Regions from separate parts of the Homo sapiens genome. Here region 1 is linked to region 2. The links are chromatin loops, found by intact Hi-C in ENCODE. Cell type or tissue: heart left ventricle. All regions are shown on one strand. Links, peaks and the distances in the headings refer to the core of each region. The heading gives the core; the rest is flanking DNA.

Evidence for each region. Hi-C counts contacts between places; a loop is a spot of excess contacts. Peaks named below come from ENCODE experiments on the same cell type or tissue, not always from the same donor. Only the 100,000 strongest peaks of a DNase experiment are listed, where the experiment ranks them.
Region 1: a loop joins it to region 2, with 2.9 times the contacts of the local background. A loop is called at or near these places in 7 of 110 quality-filtered maps.

Annotation. Positions count from the first base shown.
Region 1 is chr9:108,281,451-108,284,372 of GRCh38, forward strand. All of the region lies in intron 4 of LOC105376214 (a long non-coding RNA gene), which reads right to left. LOC105376212 (a long non-coding RNA gene) reads right to left here and starts at 1,282. Exons shown (of 3, transcript XR_930235.3): 1 at 1-1,282. RefSeq lists an enhancer at 1,126-2,325. In heart left ventricle, for the core only: a CTCF peak has its summit at 1,583 (motif pointing right); no DNase peak of the experiment used is centred there.
Region 2 is chr9:108,760,768-108,763,689 of GRCh38, forward strand. No RefSeq gene overlaps it. Among named protein-coding and RNA genes, the nearest start is that of ACTL7B, 94 kb to the right of the region's middle. In heart left ventricle, for the core only: a CTCF peak has its summit at 1,211; a DNase peak (open chromatin) is centred at 1,244.

The DNA of each region.
Region 1 (2,922 bases), core at 169-2,668, 480 kb before region 2:
CTGTTCTACCTCCTACAACATAGTGTATTCATATAAAACTATATTTAGCTGAGAAAGAACATTTTCCAACCCATATTAATCCAAATTTAATGTCTACTTTAATAACTTCTGCAAAATCTCCCTTTCAAAATATACCATCTGTGAACAGTACATGCTATAACTTGTGTTTATATGGGTACTTAGCCACTATGTGATGTTTTTCTTAGTCTTTGTTTCCCCTTCAGTCAAATGAAGGGAAACATCTAGCATATGGAAGCATTTCCACTCTACAAGTTGTGCTGAAGGGGAATATTATGCAATTTGCAAACACTGTCAAATAAAATATAAATATGCATTAGAAAAATGCTGTGTGGAGACAAATACATCTTGTATCGATGATTCATTTGGTCAATCATTTTTTTATTCAACAAACATTAATCAGTCACCTATGTTATGACAGGAGCAGTGGTCAGCAGTGGGAAGAGAGAGATGAATAAGACTTATCCCTTGTCATTGAGGAAAACTCACAGGCTTGTGATTTTTATTTTTAAATGATCAGGGCTGGATGAAAATTTTTCAATTGACTCTCATTACTCATTAACCATCTTAAAAATAAAGAAAATCCTGTGTTTTGATTCATGTAGACCTATGGTCTTTAGCCCAGTTCTGCCTCTTAGTACCTAGACATGTTGTCCCATCTATCTGAGGCTCAATTTCCTCAACTTAAAATAAGACAGGATGGTGGTGAGAATTAGGAATACGCCTAGCATATAAGTGCTAGTTTGAATCAGAGTAGTTAAATGAATGACTAATGTGGCTTTTTATTTTTTCAATCACCGGTACCATTTCCAAGGGTCCAGTCAAAAGTCATACCTGTTCCAAAACTAGCAAACAACAACGACAAATAAAAACCTCCCTGGTGGCTTCAGGTAGAAAGGACACGGCCTATCAGGAACTGAATTGGTCAAGTTTTTGCAAAAGCAGACCTGGAATATGCTGACATACCTTGTCAACAGCTAATACACCCAAGAAGGAAGGGCAAGTTTTCTGAGCATCGGCTTATGAAGGAGGAATGAAACTTGCTAAAGAAATGGTGAAGACTTGTACAACAATGAAGAGAACAGCTACTTCAGAACCGGTGTCCCCACAGAGAGAGAAAACTGTTCTCCTGAAAATGTCCCAATAGGTTTTCTTCAGTGGAGTTACACCAGCAAAATGGTTGGTTCTCTCCTGACAGGGGGACCACAGTAAACAAGATTTCATGAATGAGACAGTCCCACCCATCACTGTAGGTGTGAGTCAACAGGGGATTCCCCACAGAAACCCCATAATAATAATAAAAAAAAAAGGTCAGACTGGTTCTTTCACCTCAACATGGCAGGCAGCTTACCCTATAGGAGTACCAGATGGAAAGAGCGAACGGGGAAGGAAACCAACAAATATCACGCACATTTCATGTGTCAAATTTTTTTTGTCAGGCTCTTTTCCTTGGTTAACTTATCTAATATTCCCAGTAACTCAATTAGGCAGGTCGTTATTATTTCTAGTTAACTGGGTGAGGAAACTGAAACTCAGAGAGGTAAGTTGGATTTCTCCTGAAGCTGTTCAACAGGTTTTCTCCAAAAAGATACCAGCTTCTCACCACTAGGAGGTGGAATTTGAATCTAGATCTTTCTGACGTCAAAACCTATGTTCATTCTGCCATTCTGTGTCTTGGAGTAAATCTGAAATCAGTCGGTTTAGGCCATCTGATTATTTTCCATTTGTCAGACCACTCCCTTTCCCCCAAGACAAGTCTCTTACCTTCTCTTCTATCTGCCACAGATGCCCAGGAGACTGACCTGTATAGTGAGTATCACAAATCTCCCTGCCCTCTGGTTTTTGGTTGGGCTTCGCCAAAGAGAAGTGCCAGCAAGTGATCAGAAGGTAAAAGCAGAGAAAGAGATTGAGGTATTTATTCTTCCGTATACTCCCAGCCTTGCACCGAGCTGTGGCTGCAATTCTACCACTCTAGGTCTATTACGCCATGCTTGTTCCAAGGCTCCAGCATTCAAGTTCTATCTCTGGCTTTTCTGCCTGGGACAATAAGACCTTCCTGCTATTGACGATTCCTGGATGTCTAACCATTCCTTGTTGATTCTTTTAACATTGCTTATGTGTCTGTAGATCCTGTCTTTATGAAATTATATTCAGCTAACCCCTTTTGAGTGTACCATTTTGTTCCCTGTTAAGACTCTAATGATATAGTATTGAGCTAAAAACTAGTGTATATTTAATTCCACCATAGTTTAGAGACTTAAATTGGTCTTAAGATATCTAGTAAATAGCATCGTCTTGCATCTTATGGAAATGAATCAGCTGAAATTGCAGTGAACACATTTTGTTTGGAGCTGATCAGCTTGCTGGAGGGCCCATAAACTCCCCACATGTTATTGGCAACCACTACGGTGAATGAAATTTCCCAGTCGCACTTGGAATGTGATGTTTTTCCATAAGGCCGTGCTACGAAGATGAAATCCAAAGAATATGAAAACACGCTTTATGGACCCTGCCAAGAAGTCCTCTAGAATGTAGGCAAAATGGAGCTAAAAGCATTTGTAACTCTGTCATAGAAAGTGGGGCTTTGGTTGGGAGAAGTTTGACTGAAATCACTTGAGCCCTCCTGACGCTGGCTTTTGGGAATGAGTGAGTACTTTGTAAATGAACTGAGAAATGTCTCACCCTTAATTACCTTTTTGAAGCTTTCAGAGGGCTCCTACACAATAGCAGTTTGTCCATGAAACACATAAATCAAAGGGCCAACCATGAGGCCTGAAGTCATACCTCAGTAAATCTGTTAGGTGAAGGCCAAGACTCTGTTTACTAATGCAAAAACAAAGTTGAGATTTTAGCTTCTTATCCTAAAAAGTTTGTCTCCTCCACCCCCCAAAAAGTGCACCAAAC
Region 2 (2,922 bases), core at 198-2,697:
CTGGCAGGCCCTGCCCCAAGTCATGGGCTCTTTCCTCCATATTCTTGCTGCAATCAACATCAAATACCTGACAACTCTCCTTTAGCTTGGTCACTGGCTTCCATGAGAATACCAGTACCTTCTCATGGCATGTTGTCCTGCCCTTAGCAAATGGAAGTAAATGCTAATACTGTCTCAATGTCACAGGACTGTAAAAAAGGAGAATCACAGGCTCTAAAGCCAATTGAAAGTTGTGGAGCCTCTGATGTGTCCTTGTGTTGCTCATCAGAACAGCTTGTTCCAAGGCGTAATGTCTACTTTGAGAAAGCCCCAGCATGGCTCCTAGGGCTAGGCTGCCACAACACTCATAAATCGCAGTGACACTCATGTTTACAACATCTCTGTCTGCTCTTCATAAATGGAATTCACACAATTCAGGTGAGCTGGAGAATTAGGCTTATGAGCATGGCATCTGGATATGAAAGTGAAAAAATGTCCACGCTGGAAAGATATTGGAAATACCCAGCCCAGTACTCTTATTCTACCCATAAAGCAGCTGAAGTTCAAGATCCTAGCCTGACTCTGGCCCTCAGACTGCCCATCTGAGGGAAGGGTGAACTCACTCCTCCACTGAGGTTCATTCTAATCTAACTATCTGTGAGACTAGAGGCCCCACTGAGGCTCAAACCCAGCTCTCTGGCCTGGAAGTGCACTAATCTCTGGACTGGAAGGGAACATGGCAGAAACAATAAACAAAAATGGAGCCAAGCATGCTTCTTCTAAGACAGGAGAAAGAAGGATCCATGGCCCATTTGGGGGCTACAGATGGCTGTCTTTTGTTGCATAAAATAGAATCCATCACGATTGGTTTCACTTTCCTTCCCACAAATAATCCAAACCTTCGGATCAAGACCCAAGACACATGCTGTCAGCCAAGTGTGTTGAGCATACACAGAACAAAGTGAAGGCCAAGCTTTAGGTACTCAGCTCACAAGGAGCTGGTACCCCACGTGGAGAGCAGCAAGAAATAAACAAAAAGGTGCCAACTCTTCACTAGCCGGCTACACTGTCTTAATCTTAATGACAGTGATTTGAATGGAAAAGGAATGCAGGAGCAGGCCATTTATCACTCTTAAATAATAAGTTAAAGTTACAGAGATTGAATTGGGCCAAGACTGGCTTTTAATACCGAGAGGGGGGATAAATCAATTATGGAACTCGCACGCCTCCTAGTGGCATATCTGGATTACTGCTGGGGAGGCTTCCTCTCCCACTTGGAACCATCGGCCCTGCCCCAAGGTTCACCGGGACATGATCAGTCCATATCAACTGAGAGCTTCCTTTAGACCAGGCTCTGGGCTATGTGCCATTGCATAATTAGTATCATTAATGCTCACACTAGGTGACTCTCATTAGACCCATTTTATAGACAATGAAAGAAAAGCTCAAAAAGCTTCCATCACTTGCCCAGACTTACGGTGGAAAGGATTCCAACCAAGATTTGTGGAATTCCCTGTTCAGAGCTCCCTCCCCAACATCACACTGAGTACAGAGTGTTGAGGATACAGAGGTGAATAAGATCCAGAACTGTTGGGCCGTTTGATCTTACCGCGTTCACATATTTTAACTGGGCAGGAAGACTCATATTAAATAACCAGAACGCAAAGTCCTAAGTGCTGTTTGCAAAAGGAGTCCAGTTCATGTGCTCCGGGATCCCAGTCCTCCCGAACCCCGGAGCATCCCTGACTCAGCACCCAGGCCCGGGGAAGCAGGGGGCTGGTGCGTAGGCCACTACATTGTTAGTGAGGCCAACTTGAAGAACCGCCTGCTTCCAGCCTGACACTTATGTAAGAAATGAGGCCCTGGGTTGAATCGCTGTAAAAAAAAAAAAAAAAAACAGACATCATTAACCAGCCTAAACCTTCAAACGCTCCAAGTCAAGGCAGAGTCAAAAGAGAGTTAACAAGCCTTCCAATTTGTCTTTTACAGGGGTTGACTTGTCAGGTCAAGGAAGATACAGGATCCTATGGGAACTCTACACAGCGAAAGTCAGCCTGTTATTTTGGCTTGTTGATAGAACTGGCAGGTTAAGAAATGACTGTGGCCAAAGAAGATGCGGGCATCTATTTTTGCAAGGTACCAGGTTGCCATTTTCTGCTTGGCACTGGCAGCAAACTGTCCCACAAGAGAGAAAAACAGTCACAGATTTCTTCACATGCTGGCCTTTTACATACATAGAATTTATGTGGTAGGGATTTTTTTCTTTTATTGATGTATATAAATACATTTCTATAGAAATAATATCATACTTTACACACTATTTTGCAAACTGCCTTTTTCCACCTATACTGTGAATAGTTTCTCAATTACTTAAATATTCTTCATCTTTGATATCTGAAATTCTAATTTATAGATTTAGCTAATTTTGAAATGTATAACTATTTAAAAATAGAAAATGAAGCTTATATGGCTTCAAATTTTTAAAAATCCCTTTATTCCATTTCTTTCTTTTATTATTATTCTTGGGTTTTTTTCTTTACCTTTTAGCTTCTTCTAAGGAAAACAACACTAAAAAATCCTTAAAGCTAAGGTTTTGTTACATTTTCATCTTTCACATTTAACTCTATGTGTGACATATTTTTCCAAATATTTAACCAGTAGCTCCACATCTTTTATTCACATAATGTAGAGGTTAAGGGTGTGAACTTCGGTGTTAGATCTGGGTTCAAATTCTGATTCAAAATCATACTAACTGGGTGACTTTGGGCTGGGCAGTGACTGTGCCTAAGCTTCATTCCCTTGTCTGTAATAAATGAGTAATGATAGGCCAGGCACGGTGGCTCACGCCTGTAATCCCAGCACTTTGGGAGGCGGATGCGGGCGGAACGCGAGGTCAGAAGATCAAGACCATCCTGGCTAACATGGTGAAACCCCGTCTCTACT